Regions from separate parts of the Homo sapiens genome. Here region 2 is linked to region 1. Evidence: chromatin contacts called from ENCODE Hi-C or POLR2A ChIA-PET data. All regions are on one chromosome and are shown on one strand. Each heading gives the region's core, a stretch centred on a gene start or an enhancer-like site at or near the end of the contact. The rest is flanking DNA. Distances are from core to core; before and after follow the strand shown. Region 1 overlaps AMBRA1 (autophagy and beclin 1 regulator 1). Region 2 overlaps ATG13 (autophagy related 13).

Region 1 (6,914 bases), core at 3,579-6,078:
TATAATTTTGGAATTATTTCAGTAGGTATCAAGACACTTTAACCCTGCATATTTAATTCATTATGCAACTCCTAGGAAGAAGGATGTTCTGCCTCATAACCACAATAACAATACTATACCAATTATCATCTAATACTTCAATTATCATTCGAATTTTCCCCATTGTCCAAAAAATTTCATTTATGGTTGACTTAAAAAAAATCCAGACTCTAATCAAAACTCAAGCAACGACTTTGGACGTTTATGTCTCTTTAGTCTCCTTTATCCTAGAATGGCCTCCATGTTTTGTTTTGTTTATGTTTTCATTTATTTGTGACACTAGCTTTTCTTTCTTTTTTGGGGGGGGTGGGGGACAGAGTCTCACTCTGTGGCCCCAGTTGGAGTGCAACAGCGCAATCTCGGCTCACTGCAACCTCTGCCTCCTGGGTTCATGCAATTCTCCTGCCTCAGCCTCCGGAGTAGCTGGGATTACAGGCACCTGCCACCACACCCAGCTAATTTTTGTATTTTTAGTAAAGACCAGGTTTTGCCATGTTGGCCAGGCTGGTCTTGAACTCCTGACCTCAGGTGATCCACCCGCCTCAGCCTCCCAAAGTGCTGGGATTACAGGTGTGAGCTACTGCACCCAGCCGACACTAGCTTTTCTAAAAGATCAGGAGAGTTGACTTGTTAGAATGCCTTACATCCTAGACTCAACTGATTGTTTCCTCATAGTAGCATTTAGCTTGCCTCTCTATACCTTTATTTCCTGTAAACAGCAGGTTAGGTCTAAAACCTTCATTAGTTTAAATGTTTTTGGTGACAGTGCGTCACAGTTGATGTGCCTATATACCTCAAGGTGGAGTACATCAGGTGGCACATATTTTCAGACTGTACCATCATTAGTGATCATTTGTAGAAAGATGATTACTTGGTTGAGGTTGTTAAGAGCCAGACCTCTCTTTATAAAGGAATATCTCCCCCTTTACAATTAGCAATCTGTGGCAATTATTTGGCATCATGTAAATATCCTATTACTTCTCAACTTTTTACTTAATGGGTTAGCATTCATTGATGATTCTCTCTTGTACTTTTTTAATGGGGGGAGATGCTGAAAATATTCATTTTCTAATTCTATCATTATTTCTACATGTATTAGCTGGCTTTCTTGTACAAATAATAAATTTCCCTTAAAAATTGGTGCAGAGTAGTTACTACTTCTGTCTTATTGCTTACAATAGCAAAAACTGAGGATAACCAAGTGTCCATCTAAAGGGTACTGGATGACTAATCTATGGCAAGGAAGATTCTCTGGCTACTGATAAGAACAGATGTCCAGGCCAGGCGCAGTGGCTCACGCCTGTAATCCCAGCACTTTGGGAGGCCGAGACGGGCGGATCGCGAGGTCAGGAGATCGAGACCATCCTGGCTAACACAGTGAAACCGCGTCTCTACTAAAAATACAAAAAAAAAAAAAAAAAATAGCCAGACGTGGTGGCAGGAGACTGTAGTCCCAGCTACTCAGGAGGCTGAGGCAGGAGAATGGCATGAACCCGAGAGGCAGAGCTTGCAGTGAGCCAAGATCGCGCCACTGCACTCCAGCCTGGGCGACGGAGTGAGACTCCGCCTCAAAAAAAAAAAAAAAAAAAGAATAGATGTCCAAAATATATTGTCGAGAGAAAAAAAGCAAGGTACAAAACAATATATCGAGTAAAGCTACCTTTGAATAAGAAGAAAAACTAATGGTAACACGCTGGGGACTGGAGGGACTAGATAAATGGAAACAAAAATGGATTAATACCTGTCAGTGTTTTTGAAATGGAATTTTAGTTAGTTTGTGGGGACTTTATTTTTATTTTTTAAAGAAACAGGGTATCACTCTATCACCCAGGCTGGAGTGCGATGGTGCAATCATGGCTCACTGCAGCCTCAAAGTGCTGGGCTCAAGCAATCCTCCTGCCTCAGCCTCCAGAGTAGCTAACTTTTAAAATTATTTTAAAGATGGGGTCTCGCTATGTTGCCCAGGCTGGTGCAAACCACTGCACTAGGTGCTGAAATTTTAGTTTTTGAAAAAGGTAAATCTGTTATCTTTATCAAAAATTTTCTTTAAAATATTAAACGACACCAGGCGCGATGGCTCACGCCTGTAATCCCAGAACTTTGGGAGGCCAAGGTGGGCGGATCACCTGAGGTCAGGAGTTTGAGACCAGCCTGGCCAACATGGCAAAACCTACTCTACTAAAAATACAAAATTTACTCTACTAAAAAGACAAAAATTAGGCCAGGTGCAGTGGCTCATGCCTGTAATCTCAGCACTTTGGGAGGCCAAGGCAGACGGATCACCTGAGGTCAGGAGTTCGAGACCAGCCTGGTCAACATGGTGAAACCCCATCTCTACTAAAAATACAAAAATTAGCCAGGCGTGGTGGCAGGCACCAGTAATCCCAGCTACTTGGGAGGCTGAGGCTGGAGAATCGCTTGAACCCAGGAGGCGGAGGTTGTAGTGAGCCAAGATCGCACCACTGCACTCCGGCCTGGGTGACAGAGTGAAACTCCATCTCCAAAAAAAAATTAACCAATTAATTAATCAAAAAAATAAATTAAATTAAATATTAAATGAGGCCAGGCATGGTGGCTCACGCCTATAATCCCAGCACTTTGGAAGGCCGAGGCAGGCAGATCACTTGAGGTCAGGAATTCGGTATTAGCCTGGCCAACATGGCGAAACCCCATCTCTACTGAAAATACAAAAATTAGCCGGGCGTGGTGGTGCACACCTGTAATCCCAGCTACTTGGGAGGCTGAGGCACGAGAATTGCTTGAACCCAGGAGGCTGAGGCTGTAGTGAGCCAAGATGGCACCACTGCACTCCAGCTTGAGTGACAGAGTGAGACTCCATCTCAAAAAAAAAAAAAAAAAAAAAAAAAAAAAAAAAAAAAGGCCAGGCACGGTAGCTCACACCTGTAATCCCAGCACTTTGGGAGGCTGAGGTGGGTGGTAACAAGTTCAAGAGATCGAGACCATCCTGGCCAACATGGTGAAACCCCGTCTCTACTAAAAATACAAAAGTTAGCTAGGCGTGATGGTACGCGCCTGTAATCCCAGCTACTCAGGGGGCTGAGGCGGGAGAATCACTTGAACCCGGGAGGCGGAGGTTGCAGTGAGCCGTGCCATTGCACTCCAGCCTGGGCAACAGAGCGAGATTCTGTCTCAAAAAAAAAAAAAAAAAATTAAATTATGCGGTAAGTACATGTTAAGTGAAAAAAGAACACAAAATTCTATATGCAGTATTAATCCCAACTTTGTTTAAAAAATATTAGGAGAAAAAGGATACAAAAGAAATACAATAAATACTAACCATGGTTGTCTCTCAGTAGTGGCATTATTGGTGATTTAATAATTTTAATAGGCAAGTTTCTATTTTTTTTTCACTTTTTAATTTTAAAAATTATTATTACCAGAAGCCCAAACCTCATCACTCACTTTTTTTCTTTTTTGAGACAGAGTCTCGCTCCGTCACCCAGGCTGCAGTGCAGTGGGGCGATCTCGGCTCACTGCAACCTCTGCCTCCTGGGTTCAGGTAATTCTGTTTCAGCCTCCCGAGTAGCTGGGACTACAGGCGCCTGCCACCACACCCGGCTAATTTTTGTATTTTTAGTAGAGATAGGGTTTCACCATATTGGTCAGGCTGGTCTCGAACTCCTGACCTCAGGTGATCCACCCGCCTCAGCCTCCCAAAGTGCTGGGATTACAAGCGTGAGCCACCACGCCCGGCCACCATTCACTTTTTTAAAAAGTAATAACTATTTATTGTAAAAAGCCAAACAATAATTGGCTCTTTACATTTCACAAAAGGCTGCAATCTAAAGAGTACACAACCAGATGTATCCAAATACAGACAGAAAAAAACATTAACAGCCTGTGTTGAAGGAGTTCTCTCACTGGAGTACTAAGATGTAAAAGTCAGAAAGATTTCACAGCAAGAAAACACCAAGTTTGGCCAGGTGCAGTGGCTCACACCTGTAATCCCAGCACTTTGGGAGGCCAAGGCGGGCAGATCACAAGGTCAGAAGTTCGAGACCAGCCTGGCCAACATAGTGAAACCCTGTCTCTACTAAAAATACAAAAATTAGCCAGGCGTGGTAGCTCATGCCTGTAGTCCCAGCTACTTGGGAAGCTAAGTTGGGAGAATCGCTTGGACCTGGAAGGTGGAACTTTCAGTGAGCTGAGACCGTGCCATTGTACTTCAGCCTGGGTGACAGAGTGAGACTCCATCTCAAAAAAAAAACACAAAAACAAAAACAAAAAAACTCACCAAGTTCCTAGTCCTACACAGCACAGAGTTACCTAAGGAGTGACAAAGAAACAAATTCTAGCCTGTATCCTCATGATACAGCTCTCATCACTTATTAGTGCATAAATATGTACTGAAAATATCAACATTTTCAGGCCAACTTCCTGAATAGGCTAAGGATGAACTAACTGGAAGGAAATCATCTCCTTAGTAACCCTGACAACTCATAGATTAGGATCAGAAATCTAGACCTGAACCCAGGGTAGCCCTTCGGTCAAACTGCCACATAAGTGATTAATTACTAACCAGGAAAGTGCCAAAAATACAGTTCCTATTAGTTTACCTTAACCCTCTACTGCAATTCTTTTACCCAATATAAAAAAGTTCAGAAGAAACATCTTGAGAGTCCTTTGTCTTAACAGTGCAATATAAAGGCACTTTCAAAGAAATACACTTAAACCATTTATAATCTTACAAGGTGTGGTGGAAACAGCAGCAGTCCAATTCCTAAAAATAAAAAATAAAAAAAACCGACCTTCCGACCTCCTGTTACTCAAGAGGAACAATAAAATACAGGTCACAAGTACTGTATGACTCAGAAAACTGTGATGCAACCTCAGATTCCTACAGGATTCAGAAAGGGGAAAGAGTAGCTACAAATATCAATACCAAGAAAAAAATCAAAGGATCAGGATTACCAAACAACATTTCTATCAATTTCCAGGGACCTAAACACACTAACAGCTCAAACAAGAGAAAGCTTTACTGATGGGAAGAAGTCAGAGGGAGTAAAACAATTACACAATCTCTCTTTCATCTGAAGAAAAATATTTGCTGTTGCTTTAAAAGGATAAGGGACTTCTCTCCTGATATGCTCTTACCAGCCACCTGAGAAGAGATTTTACTCTGTTCCCTGTAAAGAACAAAGGGAGCTAAGTCAAACTGAAGTCACACAGGGCTGCTGATGAGGAGAAAATGCCAGTCAATTGTGTTTTTCATTCCTCTTTTAAAAAGGAAGAAGAAACAAGTTTCCCAATCTGTCCCTTAAAGTAAAGCAGACTGAGACAAAGGTTACCAACAATAGTCTTTGTGATACCGTCACACAGTCCCCAAAATCAATTCTCAATCACCAAAAGCTTATCCAAGTAGAAGCAAAAGACATGGCTAGGATATGTACATAAGACAAATGCCGGTCAGGCATGGTGGGAGGCCAAGGTGGGAAGGTTGCTTGAGTCCAGGAGGTCAAGACTACAGTGAGCCATGATTGCACCGCTGCACTCTTCAGCCCAGGTAATAGAGTGAGACCCTGTCTTAAAAAAACAAACAAACAAACAAAAAGACAAATGCCAAGATTCCATCCCATTTCCACACACACATACTCCCACTCCCAATAACATGACTGAGTACTCTCCAAAGGTGAGAAGGCAATCACCTTTCCAGATTTTCTCTATTTAATTCTAAGAGACAATTATATTTAACAACTACTCATAAAAACCATCTAGAGAGTATGCCACAACCCAGTGGGAATTAGAAGTTAGATTTAGAGGTTCCTTGTGCAATCTGATTATCTTATGCCAGGAATTTTACTCCACCTTCTAGCTATACGACTTTGGGGATACTTAACCTCTTTGAGGCTTCGTTTCCTCCTCTGTAAAACATGATCACAATGTCTGCTTCATAGGGTTGTTATGAGACTCCAAATAAGAAAACAGCTGTGGAAATATGAATCTTGTTTCTGTTGTTTTTATTACTATTGAATCCTCTCTGAGGTTCACTATGGTTTCCCTCACCAAACAATAGGGCCAACTGAAACCCCAGAGACACCACAATTCCCAAGAGTAGCAGATTTCTAAGAATTATGTCAAAGGCTGTTACCAGAAAACAAAGTAAAAAGTGCTCAGGGAGAAAATAAAGTATGTTTATGTGGCAAAAATAATTCATTGTGATTTGGGCTCCCTCTACATAGTTTAGTAAAGTGAATTAAAAACCAGAACCAACAATTTATAGCTGTATCTAAAACCTGACTAATAATTCATACCCCAAATCTTCCCCTTCCTATTGCATTTAGGAGTGTGATTCAGAAACCTATAGACCTGCAAGAAGCTGTTAAAATGGAGTCCAATCTCCTTATTTATTTGAGTAACTGCATCTCTCTTCCACTTCACTATGCCCATGTGGGCAAAGTCTAAGAGTCAAACCAACCATGTAATACTGACATATATTCCATAACTTGATTTAACCCAAGGATATAATTATTTTTTAAAAAATCCTTTAAATACTAATTCTAAGACCACTTGCATAAGTAAAGTTCACCCAAATGGAAAATTAACTACAAAATTTCAGGCTTTTAATTAGAAGCCTAAAACTGCCCCAGTACTCTTTGGAAACTCCATATGGATGGAAATACACAGGGTTTTCTACGACTGGCAGCTTTGTTTTTATTAATAGGACTTTCCTACGGCCATTTCAGGATACTTCAAGTAACATCATATAGAACCAAAGTTCAAACTGTAAGCACCACAAGCCAGCACCCACACCTGACTCCATACAGCTCTTGTGTGACTCTTACACTAGACTGAATTTACAGGGGTACAGAGAATGTGGGGAAAAACATCATAAATTTAGAACAGTAAACAACACA
Region 2 (6,773 bases), core at 1,575-4,074, 95 kb after region 1:
TCACTCTTGTTGCCCAGGCTGGAGTACAGTGGCACGATCTTGACTCACTCCAGCCTCCGCTTCCTGGATTCAAGCGATTCTGCTGCTTTAGCCTCCCAAGTGGCTTGGATTACAGGAGCCTACCACCATGCCCAGCTAGTTTCTTTATTTTTAGTAGAGACAGGGTTTTGCTATTTTGGCCAGACTGGTGTTGAACTCCTGACCTCAGGTAATCCGCCCACTTTCGGCCTCCTAAAGTGCTGGGATTACAGGCGTGAGCTACTGCGCCTGGCCTGTTTTGTTTTTTGAGACAGGGTCTTGCTCAGTTACCCAGGCTGGAGTGCAGTGGCACAATCATGGCTCATTGCAGCCTCGACCTCCTAGGCTCAAACAGTCCTCCCACCTCAGCCTCCTGAGTAGCTGAGACTATAGGCATGCACCACCATGCCCAGCTAGTTTTTGTATTTTTTGTAGAGATGGGGTTTCACCATGTTGCCCAGGCTGGTCTCAAACTCCTGAGCTCAAGCGATCTGCCTGCCTCAGTCTCTCAGAGTGCTGGGATTACAGGGGTCGTGGTTTTTGAACTTATTATTCCAACCACTTGGTATAGGGTCTTTACCCTCTTGTTCACATGACATACTTCTGCTCATCCTTCAAGACTCGCGTGCTCTAGAAACTTTCCCCCTTTTAATGGGAGATATAACTGCAGTCTTAACTTAGACTTCATATGCTGCTTTGTTTATATTTGTTTCTAGAGTGTGACTTGCTGGGTGGTGGTGGTGGTTGCTTTTTGGGTTTTTGTTTTTTTTGTTTTTTTTTTTTGTTTTTTTTTTTTGAGACAGAGTCGCGTAGGTTGGAGCGCAGTGGCATGATCTCAGCTCACTGCAACCTCCGCCTCCCAGGTTCAAGCGATTCTCGTGCCTCAGCCTCCCGAGTAGCTGGGATTACAGGTGCGTGCCACCATGCCTGGCTATTTTTTGTATTTTTTGTAGAGACGAGGTTTCACCATGTTGGCCAGGCTGGTCTCGAACTCCTGACTTCAGGTGATCCACCTGCGTGGGCCTCCCAAAGTGCTAAGATTACAGACCTGAGCCACCATGCCCAGCCTGCTATTGTTCTGAGACTGGGTCTCACTCTGTCACCCAGGCTGGAGTGCAGTGGCGCAGTCATGGCTCACTGCAGCCTCAAATTCCTAGGTTCAGGGGATCCTCCCACCTCAGCCTTTCCAAGTAGCTGGGAGTATATGCTGCACCACCACACATGGCTAATGTTTAAAAAAAAAAAAAAATTTTGTAGAGACAGGGTCTCCCTGTACTGCCCAGGCTGGAGTGCAGTTCTGCTTATAGCTCACTGCAGCTTCAAACTCCTGGCCTCAACTGATCCTCCTGCCTCACACTCCAAAAGTGCCGGGATTATAGGAGTGAGCCACTTTGCCCAGCCTGTATTGTGAGTTTTAAAAAATGTTTTTGCTTGCCTTATTTCACATTAGGATTGATGCAGATACTGTTTCAATGTATTTTCACTGATAGATTATAAGGCTGTATGGTATAATGAAAGGTAAATAGAATTTGGAGCTACACAGAGCCAAGTTCAATCCCAGCTGAGTGACTTTAGCCAAATTACTTAACCCCACCCCCCCCAGCACTTTTTTTTCCTGCTCTGTTGCCCAGGCTGGAGTGCAGTGGCACGATCTTGGCTCACTGCAACCTTCCCCTCCTGGGTTCAAGCGATTCTCTTGTCTCAGCTTCCTGAGTAGCTGGGACTACAGGCACCCGCTACCACGCCCAGCTAATTTTTGTATTTTTAGTACAACTCCCAAAGTGCTGGGATTACAGGCGTGAGCCACCATGCCTGGCCCAGCAATTGTAATTCTGAAAATTTTCCCAAAGAAATTAATTGAGTTTGTGGGAGAAGTTTTAGTCTCAAGGTTGTTTATCACAATTTTTGCAGTAATGAAAATTAGAAACAACCTTTATGTTCACACTAAGATGAAGATACCCCCAAAAAAGAATAAAGAAACAACCTTGGCCGGGCGCAGTGGCTTACGCCTGTAATCCCAGCACTTTGGGAGGCCAAGGCAGGCAGATCACCAGGTCAGGAGATCCAGATCATCCTGGCTAACATGTGAAACCCCGTCTCTACTAAAAATACAAAAAATTAGCTGGCTGTGATGGCAGGCGCCTGTAGTCCCAGCTATTTAGGAGGCTGAGACAGGAGAATGGCGTGAACCCGGGAGGCGGAGCTTGCAGTGAGCCCAGATTGCACCACTGCACTCCAGCCTGGGCGACAGAGTGAGACTCTGTCTTTAAAAAAAAAAAAAAAAAAAAAAGAGAGAGAGAGAAACAACCTTTATGTCCAAGAATTGGAGGACTGGTTGGATAAAATGATAGTCATATGGTGGGATACTGTGGAACCATTTTAAATGATTTAGAATTTTTAATTATAAGGAAAATTCCATGACGTATTTATTAAGAAAAAACAAGTCATCAAAATAGCATATAGACTGTGATTGCCCTTTTATTTAGAGAAGAGGCTTGTTCGATTATAAGTTGATATCTATTCTTTTTTTTTTGCTTATCTATACCTTTTAATATTTTTATAGTGACTGTAATGCTTTGAAATTAAAAATTTTTTAAACAAATATTTTAAATTTGTCCTTTCTACAGGGAGATTCCATGGAGCTGGAAATATGGTGTCTTGAAATGAATGAAAAGTAAGTGCTGCGTCTTAGGGTCCTTGGTTGTGGTTGCTGAGGATAAAGTAGATGACATCATGTGAAAAGCAGGGCTTTGTTTTCAGAGTCAGGGAGGGCATTCTGACCACTTAACAAAGCCAATAGGTCTTTGCTACAATTTGCTTCATCCTTGGCTTCCAGCCTGGACACAGAGATGACCTTCAGAGGGAACATCAGTCCAGAGAGACTCAGATACTACAGGGAAAGGAGCAGCAGAAAAAGCTGAAAAGGCTTTGTTGTTTTCCCAGAGTACAGCTAGTTCTCTGATTAAATCCCTTGCGAGCTCTTGTAATATGACTACTCTGTTTTGTCTGTTTTCTGTGTGGCAGCCATCCAATAAGATTTCCCCTCCCTGCTCCTTTTTACAGACTGTATGGGTCATGGATTGGAAATGCATGTTATTTCCTTTCCCCATTTTCTTCTTTCAAGGCAGATTAGCTTATCTCTTGCCTGAAGCTTCAGTTTTCAACAAGAGTATATAGGAAAATTGAGGAAACATCAACACATCAAAAGAAAAATCTTAGTGATAAGTATATGTGGTGGACATTAATTTTCTTTATTGAATAAATGCAATTGCCAGGTTATGACCCAAAATTTTAGAGCCAAGCTGACTTTTCTGCAGACTTCTGTTAGATTATCGAGATAGACAGCTCATAGGATAGTACATGTTTGCACCTTCAGTGTATATAATTGCAGTATTTATTTATTTATATGTTTTCAGATGTGCTGCTTTATTTCTAAAAAAAAAATAACCACTTTGAAGCTAGAAAAAATATATTGGGTGCCTTTTGGTGCTCATTTGCCTGTGTCTAGTACATGAGAAAGTAAAACATTGGCTTACCTCAGTAATCTGTTGATAAAGGTGTAATTAGAGTTCTCTGGTTAGTCAGAACATGTCTTAATAATAAATTTGGTCTTGTGTAGCTCCAGCGCTAAATAGAAGAATGCTGACCATATCTTTGTGCCTGGCAGGTGTGATAAAGAAATCAAAGTTTCCTACACGGTGTACAACAGACTGTCATTGCTGCTGAAGTCCCTTCTTGCTATAACTAGGGTGACACCAGCCTATAGGCTCTCCAGGAAACAAGGGCATGAATATGTCATATTATACAGGTAAACAGCATAGATGGTCATCTTGATTCACTCATCAACCCCCTCACTTTGTACATTGTCTGGCATTTAGATGTTCTGTGATGATGTTTTGGACAGTTGGTTGGTTTGTTGGATTATTGATGCTGTCGCTTTCATGTGATCACTATCCAGCCTGCCTTATGAACCTCACCCTTCCAAAGCCACCAGGTTTATTATCCTTTTCTATATGCACAATCGTGATTCCTGTGGAATGGATGTTGAGGTCCTAGTGATAAACATCTTAGAGCTAGGGAAGGAAGTCAAGAGTTTTATTTATTTATTTATTTAGAGACGGAGTCTCGCTCCATCGCCCAGGTTAGAGTGCAATGGCGCGATCTTGGCCCATTGCAGCCTCTGCCTCCCGGGTTCAAGTGATTCTCCTGCCTTAGCCTCCCGAGTAGATGGGACTACAGGCACCCGCCACCATGCTCAGCTAATTTTTGTATTTTTAGTAGAGACAGGGTTTCACCATATTGGCCAGGCTGGTCTCGAGCTCCTGACCTTGTGATCTGCCTGCCTCAGCCTCCCAAAGTGCTGGGATTATAGGTGTGAGCCACGGCACCCGGCCTGGAAGTCAAGACTTTGAAAAACAGTCTATACTGGGAAGATTCCACAGTTTTCTGTATTCCAGGGTTAAATTAAAACTTTGTCTAACAAACTGTTAACTCAGTTTAAGTTTTTAATTAGTTGTCTGTGGATATAAAGAATGGGTCAACAGAGTATTTTCCTTGGAGCATTTCACCTCAGCACATTTATTGAGCACCTTTTTAGTGCAAGCATTGTGCCAGGAGAACTTAAGAACTATACAGAGGCCCAGCATTAGAGGTGGTTTAATGTAGTGAGGAAAACAATTTGATACATGTATAATTACTTTTAAAAAGCAGGATTTGAAAACTGCAAACCAGAATCAGGAAAAAAAGGTACTGAGAGAATATAGAAAGATAAAATTTGTTCTGGTTGGTAAACAGTGCAGTTCTTATGAAGGAAGTAGCATTCAAGCTAGCCTATTAGGGAAAGAGAATTTGAGCTGGTAAAAGTGAGGGAGAATAATTATTCCAGATGGAGAGTTCAGCAGCTAGCAAGGCACAGAAGTGGAGGGCAGGGTCAGAGCTCTGCTCAGATTGTCAGATGAACCAGAGTGGTGGAGTAGAGGGTATGTAGCAAAGTGTGAGAGAAGAGCTTGGAATGCTGGGGTCCCAAATCTACCAAAGATGCCTTTCTTTTGTATTTAGTGATAAGCCATTGGTTTAAGCCTTTGCCTTACATGTATAGAGCTGATTTTTAGACGAATAGTATAGCAAGATAGAGGGACCAAAGGAGGAGAGACTTATCTAGTTCTGTTGAAATAATCCGGTACCTGAGAATAGTTGTCATTTCCTTTAACTTTCTTAGCAATATCCTAGCAAGCCTAACCATGTCTATTTTTCTAGGTCTTTAATAAATTTTTGCCGTCTTCTCCGTAGTCTTCTGGTTTCAAGTTGTTTTATTTGAAAATTGCTAGACTTCTATTGAGATATATTAGAAAGATACCCTACTAAAATCATCGGCTTAGTTACCTAGGACTGCTAGTCCTTTTCATACCAGTGTTTAAAGTGTTCCTTTATTAGGTATCTCTGGAGTAATCATTACTGCTCACAGGGGCCGGACGCACGGCTGTAATCCCAGCACTTTGAGAGGCTGAGGTGGGTGGTCACTTGAGGTTAGGAGTTCGAGACAAGCCTGACAACATAGCGAAACACTGTCTCTACTAAAAATACAAAAAATTAGCTGGGCAGGGTGGCACGCTCCTGTAATCCCAGCTACTCGGGAGGCTGAGGCATGAGAATCACTTGAACCCAGGAGGCGGAGGTTGCAGGGAACCAAGATCACACCACTGCACTCCAGCCTGGGTGACAGGGCTATACTGTATCTCAAAAAAACCCAAACAAACTAGTGCTGCTCACAGGATGTTGATCATTTAGGAGTGCTTTTGGATACAAATAACTGTAGCTTAGATCTAGAGATGTGGGTGATCTCAGAGGTAGACTTGGCTTTTCCACCTGCTTTTTATACTGTTGTTAGAAGGTTAACAGCGTGATACCATTAAAGAATAGTCTTGACCAGGTGTAGTGACTCACGCCTATAATCCCAGCACTTTGGGAGGCCGAGGCAGGAGGATCACCTGAGGTCAGGAGTTCGAGACCAGCCTGGGCAACATAGTGATACCTTGTCTCTACTAAAAATGTAAAAAATTAGCCAGGTGTGGTGGTTCACATCTGTAGTCCCAGCTACTCAGGAGGCTGAGGGAGGATTGCTTGGGTCCAGAAGGTCAAGGCTTCAGTGAGCCATGATCACACCACTGCACTCCAGCCTGGGTGACAGAGCAAGACTCTGTCTCAAAAAAATACACATTGCCAAGAAAAAGTTTAGCAAATTTTAAGCACTGTATCAGTATTTACATGAATAGTGAACTGCCTGAGTCTCAGCTTCTTGTTAAAGGCCTTAAAGGGTATTTACTTAGCAAGATCTCTTTTACCAACACTTTATTAACATTGTTCCTATATTACTTTATGGCAGGAGTCACTAAACTATGGTCAGCCGACCATCTGCTTGTTTTTATAAAAAAAGTTTTTTTAGGACACAGCCATCCCCTTTGTTTACATATTGTCTATGGCTACTTTTGCAATACAACAGAAAGCTGAGTATTTGTTATAGCCTATACGGCCCACAATCTTAAAATAGTTACCATTTGGTCCTTTACAGAAAGGTTTGCTGATCCCTGCTTTTTTAGTATCTTTTGTCTGTCGTATCTGTAGTACTTTTGTGCTTTGTATTTCAGATATTTACATACATTTCATTTCTTTTCTTTTTTTTTTTTTTTTTGAGGTGGAGTCTTGCTCACCTAGGCTGTGCAGTGGCACGATTTTGGCTCACTGCAACCTCCACCTCC

What was found. Hi-C counts contacts between places; a loop is a spot of excess contacts on that map. ChIA-PET counts read pairs that join two places held with the same protein, here RNA polymerase II (POLR2A). Pooled maps may share reads with other maps.
Region 2: a loop to region 1 is called in a pooled map, with 2.4 times the contacts of the local background. The contact joins two enhancer-like sites. A Hi-C loop is called at or near these places in 2 of 50 pooled maps. POLR2A ChIA-PET finds 5 or more read pairs at or near these places in 9 of 52 experiments (GM12878, PC-9, Panc1 and 5 more).

The regions. Positions count from the first base shown.
Region 1 is chr11:46,549,488-46,556,401 of GRCh38, forward strand. All of the region lies in intron 1 of AMBRA1 (autophagy and beclin 1 regulator 1), which reads right to left. Among named protein-coding and RNA genes, the nearest start is that of AMBRA1, 41 kb to the right of the region's middle. Within about 2 kb of position 4,829, at least 12 of the 41 ENCODE cell types and tissues checked have a DNase peak (open chromatin) inside an H3K27ac peak, as active enhancers do.
Region 2 is chr11:46,646,492-46,653,264 of GRCh38, forward strand. ATG13 (autophagy related 13) reads left to right here. Exons shown (of 19, transcript NM_001346311.2): 6 at 2,646-2,692; 7 at 3,686-3,826. Among named protein-coding and RNA genes, the nearest start is that of ATG13, 32 kb to the left of the region's middle. Within about 2 kb of position 2,825, at least 14 of the 41 ENCODE cell types and tissues checked have a DNase peak (open chromatin) inside an H3K27ac peak, as active enhancers do.